2 separate regions of the Homo sapiens genome follow, and region 2 is linked to region 1. Evidence: chromatin loops called from intact Hi-C (ENCODE). Cell type or tissue: mammary epithelial cell. All regions are shown on one strand. Each heading gives the region's core, and the rest is flanking DNA. Links, peaks and the distances in the headings are about the cores only. Region 1 holds the start of S100A9 (S100 calcium binding protein A9). Region 2 holds the start of LOC124904422 (a long non-coding RNA gene).

The links. Hi-C counts contacts between places; a loop is a spot of excess contacts. Peaks named below come from ENCODE experiments on the same cell type or tissue, not always from the same donor. Only the 100,000 strongest peaks of a DNase experiment are listed, where the experiment ranks them.
Region 2: it touches region 1 in a loop (8-fold over the local background); 3 of 110 quality-filtered maps call a loop at or near these places.

Annotation. Positions count from the first base shown.
Region 1 is chr1:153,351,485-153,360,506 of GRCh38, reverse strand. It overlaps S100A9 (S100 calcium binding protein A9), which reads right to left and starts at 2,653. Exons shown (of 3, transcript NM_002965.4): 1 at 2,626-2,653; 2 at 2,074-2,238. The coding sequence starts at 2,223. RefSeq lists silencers at 6,707-6,756, 7,782-7,831. In mammary epithelial cell, for the core only: CTCF peaks have their summits at 4,850 (motif pointing left), 5,785, 6,726 (motif pointing left) and 7,898 (motif pointing left); DNase peaks (open chromatin) are centred at 2,756 and 4,826; H3K4me3 peaks cover 130 bases; H3K27ac peaks cover 468 bases.
Region 2 is chr1:153,462,032-153,471,053 of GRCh38, reverse strand. LOC124904422 (a long non-coding RNA gene) reads left to right here and starts at 4,944. Exons shown (of 2, transcript XR_007066629.1): 1 at 4,944-5,115; 2 at 6,824-7,260. In mammary epithelial cell, for the core only: a CTCF peak has its summit at 5,143 (motif pointing left); no DNase peak of the experiment used is centred there.

The DNA.
Region 1 (9,022 bases), core at 716-8,715:
GGCTGAGTGCGCACAATGGAGCAGACACTGAGCACATACCAAACGCTCTCCAGTTTATTCCCTCCATGACCCTGTGACTTGGGTGCTGATTCTCTATTTATAGAAGAGGAAGCTGAGTTCCAGGGTCTTGCCCTGGTCATGGCATGAGTAAGCCTGGAAATGTCACCTCATTTGGTCCTTATAACAACTTTAACAGCTAGGAATGGTATCTTCCTGGAGGAAGACTTGAAACCAGTCCTAGAGAGGGTCATTAGTTTTCACAGCTTGACTATTGAGGGCATGCAAATTCAGATCTGACTTAGAGGCCAGTTCCACTCTGCTACCCCTCTGCACTTCACTCCTTCCCCTGCCCTCCCTTCCCTTCCCTCTGGAGGTTACCAATTAGTGAAACTTATTTCAACCAATACAACGGGGAAACACCTAGAAAAACTAGGTGTGGGCAGGGGAGATGGAGGGTCAGAGAGCAGAGTATGTGCTCCGCTGACCTCAAGGGTGTGATAAAGTATAAAAGGGGAGATGGTCGGACAGGGTGGCTCATGCTTGTAATCCCAGCACTTTGGGAGGCCGAGGCAGGCAGATCACCTAAGGTCAAGAGTTCGAGACCAGCCTGACCAACATGGAGAAACCTTGTCTCTACAAAAAATAACAAAATTAGCCAGGCATGGTGGTGCATGCCTGTAATCCCAGCTATTCTGGAGGCTGAAGCAGGAGAATCGCTTGAACCCAGGAGGTGGAGGTTGTGGTGAGCCGAGATTGTGCCGTTGCACTCCAGCCTGGGCAATAAGAGCGAAACTCTGTCTCAAAAAAAAAAAAAAAAAAAAAAAAAGGAGAGACATCAGGGGAGGTGGAAGACCCAGACCCAGGCGGGGTCCAAGAGAGCACTGGTTGGTTCCAGCTCTGCCACCCTCTGGCTGAGTCACCTCGCTAAGTCCCCTCCCAGAACCTGTGGGGTACCCAGCCAATGCGAGCACTCTCCTGTGCAGCCCATCCATGAGGCTCTGCTTCCTTTCCCACAGCATCGCTTTGCTTCTGGTGGGGGATGTCAGGTGGGGGGTGAAGCGGGCATAGGGGGTCACATGGAGGATAGTTTTGCCATGCGGCCTCTCTGCTGGGCCCTTTCTTGCCTACCCCACCCAGCATCCTGCCTGCCTGAGGCCTCCACCTATGGAGAGCTGTCAGGGCCCCTAACTCTGAAGGCTGCAATTCTCCACCTTACCAAGGCGGAGGGAGGGGCACTGGGAGGGCTGGGGACCTACCCCAGGATGTCTGGCTCCGGGACTGGAACTGAGACTGAGACCCATGTGTTCCACCCTTCTTAATGCAGGCCTCTGTTTCCCGACTTTCCCCAAATTTGAAAAGAAAACAAAAAGGCTGTTGGAAGTGCTCAGCCTTTTTCTTAGAACTGCCTAATCATTTTTGGAGCGGGGGAAAAACCTCCCAGTTCCCTGAGTGCTGTGCAGGTGCTCTCCATGTGCTCTTTATGCATTCATTTTCCACCGCAGACCCTTAGGATTAGAAAAGCCCCCAAGTCTTCCACCCCAAGTTCCCGCCTGAGGCTTAGGGTCTCCTCAGCTTTGTGCCAAGTGTCATCCTCAGGGGCTTCCCTCCCCAACATTCGGGGCTCAGCTCAAATGTTACCTCCTCAAAGAGGCCCTTCTCATGTACCCTAACTGGTCACCTCCACCCCACCCAGCCCCATTGCCCACAGCGCACTCTATCTCATTTTCTTCCAGGCACTTATTGGCATTTGGCTTTATCTGTGCTCTTTATTGGCCAACAACTTTACTGTGTGTCTCCCTCCACTGGAATAGTGGGCTCCCCATTTACCACTACATCCCTCTGCCCAGAACAGGGCCCGACAAATAGCAGGTGTTCAATTGAGCAATTTCTTGACCCTGTCGTCCTGTGTAACTGTGAGCACCTGCCCTGTATAACAGGACACTCGCTGCGTCTTGGGGCTGGGCTCCAGGAGCTCAAATCTTCCCCTTGATTGCTGTAGCCCATACTCCCATCCTCCCTTGTCAACCCAAACTGCGGTGAGGCTGGGTCAGACCTGCCAGAGTCCAGCCCTACCTTGAGAAAATTTTGCAGATCTTTTCGCACCAGCTCTTTGAATTCCCCCTGGTTCAGGGTGTCTGGGTGCCCCAGCTTCACAGAGTATTGGTGGAAGGTGTTGATGATGGTCTCTATGTTGCGTTCCAGCTGCGACATTTTGCAAGTCATCGTCTTGCACTCTGTCTGTGTAATGGAAAACCAAGAGTTGGGACACTTAGAAGAAAATGCTGTCAAGCTTCTTTGACACTTCCTACTAAGCACTCACAGAAATAGTGGGGGAAGTGCAAAATAAAAAGAAAGCACAGGCTGCAACTTAACTGGGAGATGGCCTGTCACACACATGTACAAAATGATTTTTTAGAATATCTACAGAGTGCCAAAAAGCAAAGCATTTGAGGGCAGGAGGCCCCAGGGGAACATGACCTAAGAAAATGTGAAAGAAGCTTTAAAGTAGGCAGGGCCAACCAAGGAGGGCTTCTAGGAGGAGGATTTGGAAGGAAGTTGGGTCAGGGAAGGAAAGAAGGAATCGGCAGGCAGGCTTCTGCCTGGGGAAGCTGGCAGCTCACTTACCAAAGCCGAGGAGCCACACAGAGTGTTTGCCAGAGCTGTGCAGGCTCGGCATTTATAGGCAGCTCCTGACTGGGGCACTTGGCCCTTTGGCCCTGTCTCCGGAAGATTGCTTCACAGGTGAGCAGTGTGGTAATGCTGCCAGGAAGGGGGCTGGGGCGGGGCAGGAAATGTTCACAGAGCGCCTTCTGCTTTTTTGTGAAATTCCCAGCCCTGGCCTGAAACTGGTTTGGGAGGAAGCTGGTTGTTTAGTTCATTTCCCTTCTATCCTAAGGCCCTACTCTCCCCGAGCGAGCCTGCTGCTCCTCTGGCACCACTCAGCCCCCCATCCCCTTTGAGGTTGAAGCAGGCTGAGGACCTATGGGGGCCTGACCCTCTCGGCTGCCCCCCATGGGCAGTCTGCCCCTTCCTTTTAGTCCAACAAGGATGGTCTGAGCTCTCACCCATGCTTGCCTGGCTCTGTGATACTTAGGATGGCGAGGGGTTGGTGTTCTTAGATTCATAGGGTGAGATTTGGGGTTAGAAGGGTTCTCAGAGGTGGGCAACCCTCTTGCATTGTAGATGAAGAAACTGACACCCGGAGATGGACCTGAGCAAGGTCACATAGCTGGTTGCTGACTTGGCAGGAAGGGGACCCAGCTATTCTGGTTCCTGGTTAAGGGCAATTCTGATGATACCTTCCTCTTGCAGTCTGAGTGAGAGAGCCTCAGGGCGAATATGTTTCTAGCATCTCTCAGCATCATTTTTCTAAATCCTGCTCCCAGCAAGGGTTCCAGGAACTTATAACTTGGGAGACAACTGTTTTTACTTAGCCTCCTGGTGGGCAAGATGTGTCCTTCTCCTGCTACGAACCTCCAGTTGCTCCCCATTGCCTATGGAGAAAGCTTGGCTTAGCCCTGCGCACAAAGCCCTCTTGGAATGGCCCTGCCTGTCCGGCCAGCTTCCCTTTCACTACCTCCCTGCCCACTGTGGGAACACAGGGCCCACCTCCCACCTTGCCACCCCAGGAGTGCCCTTCCCCTACTCCACAGTGATATCCTGCCCGCCCCCACGGCTCAGTTCTAATGCACTCTCTTCCAAGGAGACTGCTCTGTGCTTCCCATTTGGAAACAGTTTCTGTCTTCCTGACTATGATTCTCATACCACTTCTGGCTCTCAACACTTGCTTTCCTGGAGTAAAATTATATACATATTTTGCCTCTGTCCAACAATTGGCTGTAGATCCTCAAAGGTAGGTTCTCATTCATGTTCTCCTTCTCCTATGCACACAGCCCGGGGCTTGGCAAGAGAGACACCCTCGGATTTGCTGATTGATCCTTGCTGAAGTCCTTGCTGGCATCCTTTCCCGTCACCCCTGGAAGCCAGTATGGATGATCCACCCTGGGACTCCCTCTTGCTTGCTGCCCCCTCTCTCTATCAGGAAAGATGGTTCTCTTCTTCTACCTGCACTGGTTATTTTGTTCTGTCTCCATGAAGCCTTCCTTTATTGCCCCAGCCCCTCCTGACTGCTTTGTCCTCTGAAAGCCTGAGGCAATCTCTGTGTGTGCTAAGCATTGGCCCTAAGCATGGCCTGCCTCACACTGCTGAGATGCACCTGGAGTAGTGGTTAAGACTTCAGACTGTCTGTGTGACCTTAGGCAGTTTACTTAACTTCTCTGTGCCTTACTTTTCTTATCAATAAAATAGGATAATATCAGGACTTACCTTGAGGATTGCGACAATACATGGAAAGTTGGGAAGAGCTCAGTAAATAAAAGGTATTATTACTAATAATCTTTTCATTCATTTATGCAACAAATATTTGTTGAGCACCTACTGAGTGCCAGATATGAATGCTAGATGCTGGGAGAACTTGATGAGTGAGTCGCAATACAAAGGGGAGACATAATCTTATATCCTGTCTTCCAAATTACGTTTTAAACTCTTGGTAGCTAAGGACAGGGCTTGGCACAGTGCTAAGCACACAGCAAGCATCTAATAAATAAATGAGTGCTTGAATACATGAGTCGCCTACGAATGAATGAACGGTGCAGACACAGCTCAGGAATACATGAGGTAGATTTCCTATCCAAGTCCACCTTCCATTGTTTAAGCTAATAGAGGAAACCCAGCCAGCAGCCAGCAGCCAGCAGCCAGCAGCCAACCCTGTGTGCCAGTGCAGCCTGTTCTGCAGTCCCTGCACAGCCCCAGGCGCCCTTCCTGTGTGCTCCCATGGCGCCCTCTGCTGCCTCTGACAAAGCACTTCTCACTCAGGACCAAGGATCTCCAACTCACCCTTGCGGGAACCAGACCCAAGGTGAAGCTGGTGGGGCATGAGAACATCAACGGCAGCAGTAGGGCAACTTGTGGCCACTGATATGGGGCCTCAGGGTTGGGGACACTGGACAGTGGTGGCAACTGTGGGGAATGAGAACGTTCCTACCTTGAAGGGACAGCCAGTGTCAGGCCAGGGCTGCCACGTGGGAAAGTAGACCAGATGTTCTTGGACCTCCTGAGGGCCCAGGACATCTGAAGCTTTATATGAAAATTCCTGTTTAATACAATTTGTCCATTAATTTAAAATAAAAACAAAAAAAGCATGACAATGAAGCAGGGTGTGTGTGACTCAAACCCTGAGTGATGGTGTGCGGCAGGCATCTCTGCTTTGTCATGGAGCTCTCAACTTTCAGGTGGACTTTCTGATTCCTCCACACCACTGTGGCTCCTCTAGGCAGGGATGCTGCCTGCTACCCTCCAAAGTCTTAGCACCAGGCAAGGGCTGGCTCAGAGGCACTGGATGAACGCTTGTTGATTGAATAAATTCAGGAGTGCATGAATCAATGATGAAATGAGTGAATGTGACATAAACACTGGCCTGTCACCCTCTGTTCTGTGACTTTCTGCAGAGCCACTGACTGTGGTCATTTAGTGCTGATTCAGAATGAAAGTAAAATAGGGAGTTGGGGGAGAGAAGGCTCAGCAGTGGGTGGGAATGAGCAGCTGGTCAGGGTTTCAAAACAGACGGGAATCTGCACTTGGGGGATCTGATGCTGACAGTGGGCCCCCATCTTAGAAGGCCACTGCAGGCCCCCAGGTTCCAGGCTAGCCCAGGCGCAGGTGAGGCCAGGGCTGAGCCATTCTGGTTCTGACCGGAGCAGACAATTCCTGGCATGATCAGTAGGTGGCCGACACCCACCTGCCTCCTCACTGCCAGCCGAGGCCAGAGGTTGGACTGAGGGATGGTGGGATGGGGGTCTTCCCCTCTGGGTACTGATTTTCCAGGGAAAGTCGGAGCCTTCTGCTAGGGCATGAAGTGGGTGGGCCAATTTTCCTGGCTCTGTACAATGACTCGAGGTTTTCACTGGGAGAAAAGGGTGTGGCTTTTTGGGTTAAAAAACAAATAAGTGGCCGGGCACGGTGGCTCACGCCTGTAATCCCAGCACTTTGGGAGCACGAGGCGGGTGGATCACAAGGTCAGGAGTTCGAGACTAGCATGGCCAACATGGTGAAACCTCCATCTTTACTAAAGATACAAAAAATTAGCCGGGTGTGGTGGTGCGCACCTGTAATCCCAGCTACTCAGGAGGCTGAGGTAGGAGAACCGCTTGAACCTGGGAGGCAGAGGTTGCAGTGAGCCAAGATCGCGCCATTGCACTCTGGCCTGGGTGGCAGGGTGAGACTCCATTTCAAACAAACAAACAACCAAGCAAGTAAACAAACAAGCAGGCAGAGGTTCCTGCAGCTACCATCAAATCACTGTGCTCTTTCCCAGATGCCTGGGACCCACTGCGGGTCTGTCTTTCCCTTCTCTGCAGCTCCCACTGTGGTCTTTCAGGGAGCTTTACCCCTCCTGTGTTGTAATGGGGGTGTTACAGCAGGCACACAGTGGGACCCGGACTGAGGGACTGAGCTGGTTTTAGTCCTTAGCTTTCTCAGACTTGCTGGTGGTCTTTAGAAGTGATTTCCATGTTCGGGCCTCCATTTTCTTATCCATTACATGAGGAGATTGGGACAGCTGACCCTTAGGTCATTTCTAGCACAGATTCCAAGTTTTGATGGACTCTTGGTGGGCTTCATGACTACTACTAGCCTCATGGCCCCTGGACACTGTCTCCTGGCTTACTTGCTCCACCTGCAGGTGAAGTCAGGTCCCTCTCCTCACAGGGACTCTGATGCCTGAGGCCCAGCCCCACTCAGGCTGCGCACAGCCTGCTGCCTATTCCTCCACTCCCTGTCTTCCTCCTTGCTGGGAGTCCCAAGTGCTCTTCCTTGGAGATCTCTGGGTACGGGTCTCCTAACCACAAGCGCCCTAACATCCCCCATTTCCCCAGTGCTCATTCTAGACTCTAGTGCATTAGGATGACTTACAGAAGCTATCCACGGGTAGCTTCAGACCATTGTTCTACCACGTTTGGGCTCAGTCCACATCAAGCTTTGACCACCCCTGGCATCCTTGTGGCCTCCCTTGACTGGCCATCCTGAGGTCTCTGAGGCCCTCTGCTGAGAGCAGCCGCACTCCCTGCCCCCATGCTGGGCTGCTCCAGCATCCACAGTGAGGACCCTCCAATGATCTGGCTTCTTAGACATTCAACCTAAGCTTCCCCAAGTCTGGACCTCTCCCCCTGTCTCCACCTTGGCTGCCTCTGCTCATCATCCTCCTAATTTCTCAGACATGCCACCTTCAAAATTGAGAAAGCTGGCATTCCCTTTTGTTGCCTGGCTTCTGTTGCTCCAACCCTTTCTCCTCCCCGATCTCTTGGGAACCTGGCTTTTGCGCTCACTATGTCCCTAGGTTCCAGATCTCTGCAGAAATTTTTGGCGAGTATCTCAGCATCTGGCTTTTGGCATCCTCTGCTCTCAGGACTCCCTTTGAAGTCCACAGCCCTTTGTAAAGAATAAAGGGTTTTCACACTCAGCAGGCATTATAATCACTGGCGTTTGGATCTGTCTCCCTCATTATATTATTAACTACTTGAGAGCAGTGTTCTCAATGTACTCATCCCTGGATGATAAGCTTTGCATATGAGTGACACCTGACAAATGTTTGCAGAATAAAATGAATGACTGGCTTGGTTTGGCCAGAACTTATGCTTAGGAGATGGCTATGCCCTGTAATTATGAAGGCGTTGGTGGATAAAGCTAGTTAGAAAAAAAAAAGACGTGCCACACAGAAGCATGAAGGTAAGGAAGGAAGTGGAAGGGAGTGATGGATAAAAGAGGTTGCTCAGAGACTCCTAGTGAGTGAAAGGTGACTCCGGAGTTATCAGAGGGCGCATGCTGCCACCTTGTGGCCTATCTGCATCAGGACAGCCTGTGGGATTCCTTTGGCCCCAGGTTTTTAATCTTTTTGCTCTCTGGACCCTTTTATATGTATTCATAGAAGTTATTGAGTATCCCAAAGAGCTTTTGTGGATTAGATGTATCAGTATTTACTACATTAAAAGTTTAAAAAATTTAAAATGATTTATTAACTCACTTAAAGTACCATTAATAAACACATTACGTATTACCACGTTTTTAAACAATTAAAAATAATTATATATATATGTCAAAAGCTAGTGAGAAGAGTGTTTTTTTTTCACATTTTTGCAGACCTTTTTACTGTATGGCTTCAAAGAAGACAGCTGGTTTATCACATCTACTTCTGCATACAAGGTATTGCTGTATGTTGCTTTGGTTGAAGATTTGAAGAAAATCCAATCTCCCACAGATAAGTAGTTGCAAAGGGGATGAATACATTAATAGCCTTTAAATATATAATTGTGGATATTCTTCTCTCATATTACATCAAAACCCAACAAGTGATGGTTTCTCAAAGGTTAGTTGCAACGTAAAGTCTGAAACCATATCAATGAATTATTTGTTCTCTGTTACATTAGAATCAATTGGTCCCTCTTAAAATTTAATGGATCTTTTATCCAAACTTTGTGACTTCATATATTGATCATTTGGAAAATATTGGTTGACTGAGTTATGTACGTCTTCTAAATGCTGACATCATTTATTACTCTCTATATATACATATTTATATATATCACACACACATATAAATAAACCACATTTGGCCGGGCGTGGTGGCTCACGCCTGTAATCCCAGCACTTTGGGAGGCTGAGGCGGGCAGATCATGAGGTCAGGAGATCGAGACCATCCTGGCTAACACTATGAAACACCATCTCTACTAAAAATACAAAAAATTAGCCATGTGTGGTAGCACATGCCTGTAGTCTCAGCTACTTGGGACACTGAGGCAGGAGAATCACTTGAACCCGGGAGGCAGAGGTTGCAGCGAGCAGAGATCATGCCACTGAATTCCAGCCTGGGCGACAGAGATAGATTCCGTCTCAAAAACAAACAAAACAAAACAAAACAAAAAAAGCAAAAAAGCCCCACCACATTTGTTAATATCACCACTGATCCTGT
Region 2 (9,022 bases), core at 310-8,309, 110 kb before region 1:
CCAGGGCACCAACAGGGTAGAGGAGGTCAACAGGGGACCAACTGGGGAAAGGGGACCAACAGGGCAGAAGATGAGTCAATCTTGGGGCAGGAATAATTGATGTTGATCCACAGGAGATAGGGCTGCTGTTACACAATGGAGGCAGGGAGGAATATGTGTAGAACCCAAGTGATTCACTTGGCCACTTCCTGTTACTCCCTTGCCCCATTGTAACTGTGAATAGATAAGTGCAGAAACTCTGGTCTGAGAATGAGATGATGGTCAAGGACTCAGCATCTTCAGAAATAAAGGTTTGGGTTATACCATTAGGAACATCATTAAGATCTGCCAAGGTGATAGTGAAGGGTGAGGGGAATTTAGAGTGCATAGAAGAGGAAGGAGAGGAGTACCAGCTGTATCCCAGAGACCAGCTACAATGATGGGCGGTAATTCACTCCCTAGTCTCTGTCTTCTGAGTTATGCTTTGGGGAAAGAGGCCCATGGTAACCATGGAGGAGCTCTTCTCTAGCCAATGTGGAAAAGCAGATCTGTGATGGACAAGAAGTGGACTACAGAGGTTATAAAAATATGCCTGTTACAGGGCTCTCCTGCTAGAGGTGGCATAGTGGATTGACAATCCCAGCGGCTGCCCCTGCTGCTGGGATCCACCAAAACTTTTGTACTTGGGCCACACTTCCTGTGGGGCTTCTCTCAGGCAATGACTGAGCATGGCAGGAATACCAAGTGGGCCTGTTACTGAAAGACGTGGGGGTCCTCCATGGATGACTGGCTTGGGGACTCCCAACACGCATGGCTAACCCTTTCTTGGAACTATGCTGTAGTCTGAGACTCTTCTTACCCAATTCTCCTTCCTCCCGGGTCCCTTCTCAGGTTTCAGGCTTGCATTGAAGTCTGAAGGCTTTCCCTTCCTTCTCTTGCTATCTTCTTCCTCCCCAGTCATCCTTCACAGGTGTTTCCTCTAATAACATTTTTGCATGCCTAATCTTGTCTTGGCCTCTTCTTGGAGGATCCAAACTAACCCAAAGTGGCATATATATGCATTATTTGGTCAAAAACGGGGATTTGAGGGACAAGAAAAAGTCCTATACCTCGAAGTATCTCACCTCCAGCTTGTTACTGAAATTCCCCTATTAAACTATTTCTTTTGGATTGGGGCCACAGTGAACCACTCACCCTCATTTTCCAGTGTTATTCTATTCAGCATTGGCTTTTCCATGCCTGGTGTCATTGGAGTCAAGTGATTGCTAAGATAAATTGCCCAAAGTCCTGGCCCACCACTTCCAACTCCCACCTGCTTTGCCTCTCATGAGTGGCCTCTCACAGCCATTCCAGTTGTATCCTTTGTGCTGTTCAAGACACTTCAATCTTCATTCAAAGACAAGACTTCTCATTCCCTTCCCTCAGGTAAGACCTGTGATTAGCAAGTGCTTGCCTTTAGGGAAGAGGATGTGCTTTCTAGCTTTTACATCCCATAGCTTGCCATCTGCAGGGGCTCCAGGTATGCTGGGCAGGCTAATGGAGAGGAAGGACCTGGGATAAATCGAAAGAAAATGTTCAGGTTAAGATAAAAGATTGTGGAGACCAATGTTCTTTTGAAGTCTCATAGCGGTTGCCCTTAGAAAGAAGAGTTGGCAAAATGTTTGGTATTCAGACCCTTCAAAAGGTGCTAGACTCTTAGCTAATCTATTCAGAATTGGAGGGGCCTGGAAGAAAAAGGTCTAGCTATGTTAATAGAGATTTTTCACAGATGTGAATTTTCCCCTAAAAGGACAAAGCTTGCAGGGCCATTTCAACTTGTGACAAAGAAACATGTTTTTGGGGTAAAATATTTTGATTTTCCTCCTTGCCTTGTAATGTTATACCAGAGTCAGCATGGAAAGTAAGTCATGATATATAGGGTTAAATCAAACCCATCTGATGAGAATTTATGGTTTGTAGGGGTTGACTCCTCAGATTCTTTAGATAGGAATTTGGGCAAGATAAAAAAAATCATAATTTAGTCTTCAGAAGTTTACCCACAATTGACCCTTAAGCACCCCTGACCCCAAGCCCGCTCCCACCCAGGGTTTTAGAAAACTCAAGGATTGGAAAGACCTCAAGAAGGATAATATTCAATTGCTAGCTAAGAGGGCAGTGGAGTTGGGGTGGAGAGGATAAAGCAATTATCTTAAAAATTAAAGAAATGTAGTATAGTACTCAATACAATGAATCAGGTTATACTGATTAAATATTGAGGCTCCTTTTGGGATTTTTGCCAGTTCTCACTAGCTTATTCATACTTTCTTCTTTACAGACCTTTTAAATCTTTCTTTCTTTCTTTTTTTTTTTTGAGACCGAGTCTCGCTCTATCTCCCTGGCTGGAGTGCAGTGGTGCGATCTCAGCTCACTGTAACCTCTGCCTCCTGGGTTCAAGTGATTCTCCTGCTTCAGCCTCCCGAGTAGCTGGGAATACAGGCACCCACCACCACACCTGGCTAATTTTTGTATTTTTAGAAGAGATGGGGTTTTGCCATGTTGGCCAGGCTGGTCTCCAACTCCTGACCTCAGGTGATCCACCCTCCTCGGCCTGTGTCATGGGCCACGGTCACTTATATTTGGCTCAGAATAAATAACAGGGGATCCAACCTTGGGGAGAGCAGGAGAAGGGCTCGATGGTTAGAGGAAAGAGCTGGAACAGAAGTGCTCAGGTAGGAGCCAGCCTGGGCTGACGGAGGGGCAGAAAGAAGGGCTGGAGTGGTGTAAATGGAGTTCAGAGAGACAGGAAATGAGGTCTGAGCGGCAGGCAGAGGACAAGCCAATGAGGACTTCGCAAAATTTGAACTTTAAGCAGGATGGGAAACGACTGAAAGGTTTTTAGTAAGGGATATACCACGTTCATGGACTGGAACACTCTGCTATTGTAAAGCTGTCAGTTCTCCCAAACACAACCTGTAGATTCAGTGCAATCCCAATCCCAAAGTCCTTGCTGGAATTTTTGTAGAAATTGACAAGTTAACTCTAAAAAACATATGGAAAGGCCAATAATACCCAAGACAATTATGAAAAAGATGGGAGGATCTACAGTACTAGATGTTAAGATTTATCACAATAGCCCTGGTAACAGATACTGCTGGGCTGGTTCAATGACAGTCACATAGATCAACAGAACTAAATAGAGGCCTGAGAAAAAGACACACACGTATGGTATATTTATTCTGTGACAAAAGTGGCACTGCTGAGCACAAGCTTCTCAATACATTTTACTGGATCAACTGGATGCTCATGCTCATGAAACTAGACCACACAAGCAGACAAAATGACAATTCCAAGTGGATTGTAGGTCTAACTGTGGAAAGTAAAGTCATAAAGCCTCAGTAGCATATGCAAAGATATTCAAGACCTCAGTCTTGAAGATTTACTTCTATATTTTCTTCTAAGAGTTTGTTTTAGCTCTTATGTGTAGGGCTGTGACCTATTCTGAGTTAATTTGTGCGTATGAAGGAAGGAAGGGGTCCAGCTTCATTATTTTGCATGTGGCTGTCCACTTGTCCCAGCATCATTTGTTGGAAAGACTATTCTTTCTCCATTGAATTGGCTTGGCGGGCTTGTTGAAAATCTGTTGACTGTGAATGTGAAGGCTGAGAACACTTTATCATGAACTGTTAGCTTCACCTATGTAAAGATATCTTCTCTCTGCTCTGCCTCCTGTCAAAATCTGACAGGACTCTTGCTCAAAACAAGCTTTGTTTCCTGAGTTCTGTGGCCTTGTCTCATGTGGAGCAATCATGTCACATTAACCCCCTCCCCACCCCCACTCCACGTCCACCCTGTGGCACGGCTTTGCCTTTTCCCGGCTGCTTTATCATCTGCTTTTTCAATTAGGACTATTTTTAAAACATTTCCCCAGTTCTTAAATATTTTCTGAGTGCTTGATTCTAGATAGCTACATTGTATGGAATTCCTGAACCATTCTGACTCACAACACTTCTGATGCCAAATGTGTGGGGGTTATATTTCCTTTTTTAAAAATCCCCACACCAACCAATTCTCCAACTGTCTGAACACTGTCGGGGTATCATGCAATTCCGTTCTGATCCTAACTACCCAGAGTTAGCACAGACCCCACAAGGTGAAGGCTCAGCCCCACAACACTGCCCCCACTTCAGATGCCAGTCGCAGCACCTGACCGCCCATACTTCTGACTAACTGGCTAAAATTGGAGGTTCCTACAAATCCCCTCCTCAGGTTAGATAATCTGCTACAAGAGTTCACGGGACTCAGGGAGGCACTTTACTCATGATTACTGGTTTACTACAAAGAATGCAACTCAGGAAAAGCCACGTGGAAGAGACACGCAGGGCCATGTATGAGGGGCAGCACGGAGCTTCAAGGCCCACCCCAGGCGCCCACCCTTCTGGCACCCCACCCACTCAGCAGCCCGACAGCTCTCTGAGCCCCATCGTTTGGGGTTTCTATGGCAGTCACTTCATTTAGGCATGGTTGATTAAATAATTGGCCACTGGTGATTGAAGTCCTTCCCCAGCCGCTCCCTGGAGGCCCAGCCTGGGGCTGAAAGCTCCAGCCCTGTAATCACATGGTTGCTTCCTCTGGCAACCAGCCCCATCCTGAAGCTATTTAGGGGTCCACCAAGAGTCACCTCATTAGCACACACTCAGTATGGCAGGAAGGGGGTTGTTATGAATAACAAAAGATGCTCCCTCTCCCCTGTCATTCGGGAGATTCCAAGGATTTCAGACGCTTGGTGTCAGGAACAGGGACAAAGACCAAATGTCCATTTCGTATCATCACAGGGATTCCATGTGTATAGGCATCAAGATTTACGTAACCCACCATTACTAAAAATTTAATTATTTTAATTTATTCCTGTTTCTACCAACTCGATTAACAATTGCATCCCCAATACATGATTTTGTGCAGCGCCCTCTGGTAGGCATTGCAGAGAGAAGAATGCAAATTAAATAAGAAAAGCCCTCTGCCCTTCAGGAGCTTTTGGTGAAGATCTCTTTTTTAAAAAGCTGCAAGACTGCTGCCCGAAGTGGGACACACAACCTAAATAAGGGCGAGAACCGGCAAGGACGGCCCAGCCACGTGGAACCGCCTCGCAACTCTGGCGAGGTGGGTGCTCGGTGGCGCCACCGTGTGGAAGCTTGGGAAACAGAAAACCTATTCTCCGCGCTCAGGGCCAGAGTTTCATCCTGGGTCTCTGACTGGGGCCAACTGTAACGGAAACAGCCCTGACTGTAAGTCAGAATCCTACAGTCCTCTTTGGCCAGGGAGTCTTCCTGGAGTGACCTCCACTGCTTTCTCCAGCTTTCCAGTTTTAACCTACAGGGCCCAGCCTCCTCTTGAAATTGGGCGAGACGAAGAATGATCATTGCCAACTTGAAATTTGGTTGAACAGATACATTTCTCAGGGTACGCATGGGTCACTTCCCAGCACTGTCTGTGTATGCGGCCTCCGAGAAAGCAACCTCCCTTATCAGGCTAACAGAATTGACAGTAAATCCTCCCAGCAAACCCATTCGACAGGATGGTGGGTGTTAGTCCAAACTGCACCATTTTGTAAGCCCCCTGCCATTTTGCGGACCCTGGTCAGAGTGAAACATTCCATGTGGATTCAGGCCGTGAGAAACATCCTGCCTAACCACCTGACCGCAAGGCACAAGAGCATCCTTATCATACCCTGCTGGGCAAAGGCGCAACTGAAGGAACATCCCCATCATATCCTGCGGGGCAAAGGTCCAAGAAACAGCCTATCACATCCCGCTGGAAAAAGGTCCAAACCGCCTGATCACAGGAACATCTTATCAATATCCTCCCGGCGAGCTAGCCATACTGCCCAGACCCCCACCTAGACCTATAAATTACGCCAGCCTGTAAGCGGCAGGGGGCTCTGGCATTAAGCTTGTCCCCCACCTCCTCAGGTCTTGTGCTGGATGTAAAACCTGTGTTGCCATAGAGCCACCGACTCTCTCTGTGTCTTTCTTTAACCCTTGCCTTCCCTTCAAAACCTAACAGTGGGACCACAGGCTCTGGGCTGCAGCTGGGTGTTCTCATCCTCCAGTGTGGATGGCTCACAGCAGAACTGAGTCCTAATAACCTCTTGTGAATGCTGCAGAACTCTCTCTCTGTCTCTCTGTCCCGCTCCCCCAACTGCTGCACGAGTCCAGAGATGCAGCTGGCCAACACCACCCAGAAGGACCCCAAACAGAACAGCTGGCTGTCTCGGAACATTCCCGTGGCTCCCTCTGCCCTGTCCCTCTCACCGTGGCTCCTGGAAGTGCTCTATGGCCTATTGAAAGGACGCCCCTACAAAGCTTCCCCTGGTTCCCCCACCTGAAAAGTGATTTCTCCTCTTCCAAATTCTCACACACTTTATCTGAACCTTTCTGAAGACACCTGCCTCACTTGCTAGTTTGGCCAATGTTTATGGAGTTCTCTGCACTGGAGGCTGGGGGCACAATATAAGACATGGCTGGGTGGCAGCAAACATAGCATATGTGTGGCCAGGGCTGTCACTGAGACACGCAGGGACATGGGGATGATGTCTCTGCCTGGAGAAGGCTTCACAGAGAAAGTGCCACTGAACTGCCTGGGGACCTGGGGGCTTCCGGGCGCTGTCCGACTCCACTCTCTCACCACCCAGTGGCTCATTGGAGTTCTCTCCTGGGGCCGGAGCATTGCTCAAAGCACGGTCCACTTTCAATCCATCTCCCTGCCACCCTGACACCTGCACACTCAGAACAGAGTCAGCACTCACAGCATAAATGAATGGATAAAATACAGCAAAAAGAACAAATTGCTTTCTGTTCTCTTCCCCCAGCAACTTGAGATCTTCTAGAGACCCAGGAGTATGTTGCTTCTACCTCAGACTGGGGAGAGGGGAGCTCCCCAAAACGATGGAGGAGATGAAGATATCAACCAGCCAAATTCCTGTTCACGACCAGCCTGTTGTGAGCTCTCCTGGGGGATCAGCAGTGGCTGAGAGGTTGGATGTGTGATGGAGTAGGGTGGGTTTATGGAGAGTGTTTGTTCCAGACATGACACAGGGGAAGGGCTCACAGGGTTCAACCTGATGAGCAGGTGCAAAAGATAAGGCCCCTATTAAGGCTAATTTGCTGAGATTTTCATTTTAGCAAAAACAAATGATCAGTTTTTTGGATGTCTCAAATATGTTTGAAATTTATGTGTATTCTCTATGGTTGGGCATGAATTTATGAATGTATGTGTGTATAAATAAATTTAAGTGTGTCCTTCAAATAGTTTATATCAGGAATCAGCAAATTATGGTCTTTAAGCCAAATCCAGCTGGCCACCTGTTTCTGGAGGTTAGTGTTTATTGGACACAGCCATCATCATTCACGGGGACTTGTGTCTGGGGCTGCTTCTGGGCTGTGGCAGCATCTGCCCGCCCTGCTCTGTGCCATTACTGGTGTTTTGTTATCTGATGGCTTTGTGAAGTTCCTGGGCAGACTCTGCCAAAACCTGCCAAGTGATATAAGTTTGTCAGTTTCCATTAATTTCTTTCAGTGTTTGCTTTATATAATTCAAAATTGTGTTCTTATGTGTATAAGGATAGGACTATTATTGCTGGGCCTGGTGGCTCACACCTGTAATCCCAGCACTTTGGGAGGCCAAGGAGGGTGGATTACCTGAGGTCAGGACTTCGAGACCATCCTGGCCAACATGATGAAACCCCATCTTTACTAAAAATACAAAAATTAGCTGGATGTGGTGGCGTGCACCTGTAATCCCAGCTACTCTGGAGGCTGAGGCAGGACAATCGTTTGAACCCAAGAGGAGGAGGTTGCAGTGAGCCAAGATGACACCACTACACTCTAACCTGGGTAACAAGAGCGAAATTCTGTCTCAAAAAAAAGAAAAAGAAAAAAAAAGAATAAGACTACCGCATCTTGGTGACTTGCACACTAATCAATAAGAAATATTCTTCTTTTTCATTTAATCCCTTTTCTTAGAATTCTTTGTTGTCTTGTATTAATATTGTTGTCCCTGATTCCTTTTGTATTACTTTTCCTCTGTTCCTTTTTTCTAAACAGTGATGATACATAACTCAAAATGAATCATAGACCTACATGCAAACACAATGTTACAAAACTCCTAGATGGTAGCATAAGAGGAAATTTGATCATCTTGGTTTTGGTGATGACTTTTAGATGGCAACACCAAGGCACAATCCATGAAAGAAAGAATTCATAAGCTGGACTTCTTTAAAATTTAACATTTCTCTTTGTGAAAGATATTGTCAAGAGAATGAAAAGATAAGCCACAGACTGGGAGAAAATGTTTACAAAAGACATATCAGACTTTGTATGTTATCCAAAACATACAAAGAACTCTTAAAACTCAACGATAAGAACACAAACCAAACAATTAGAAAATGGGCCAAAGACCTTAACAGATATCTCATCAAAGAAGATACAGAAGGTGACAAATAAGCATATCAGAAGATGCTCCACATCATATGTCCTCAAGGAAATGCAAATTAAAACAACAATGAGATACCAGTACACACTTATGAGAATGCCCAAAATCTGGAACACTGGACAACAGCAAATGCTGAAGAAGGATGTGGAGCAACAGGAACTCTCATTCATTGATGGCAGGAACACAAAATAGTACAGCCACTTTGGAAGACAGTTTAGTGCTTTCTTAAAAAACTAAACATACTCTTACCATAGGATCCAGAAATCACACTCCTTGGGATTTACCCAAAAGAAGTGAAAACTTATGTCCACACAAAAACCTGCATACACATATATATGAATATATGGCACAATGGTGAAGTCTGGGCTTTTAATGAAGCCATCCTAAATAGCATGCATTGTACCCACTAAGAAATGTCTCATCCTTCACCCACCGCCTCACCTGCTGCCCTTCACAGTCTCCAGTGTCTATGATTCTACTCTCTACCTCCATCTGTATGCATGATGTAGCTCCCACTTACACATGAGGTTGCACAGTATTTGACTTTCTGAGTAATTTCACTTAAGATAATAGCCTC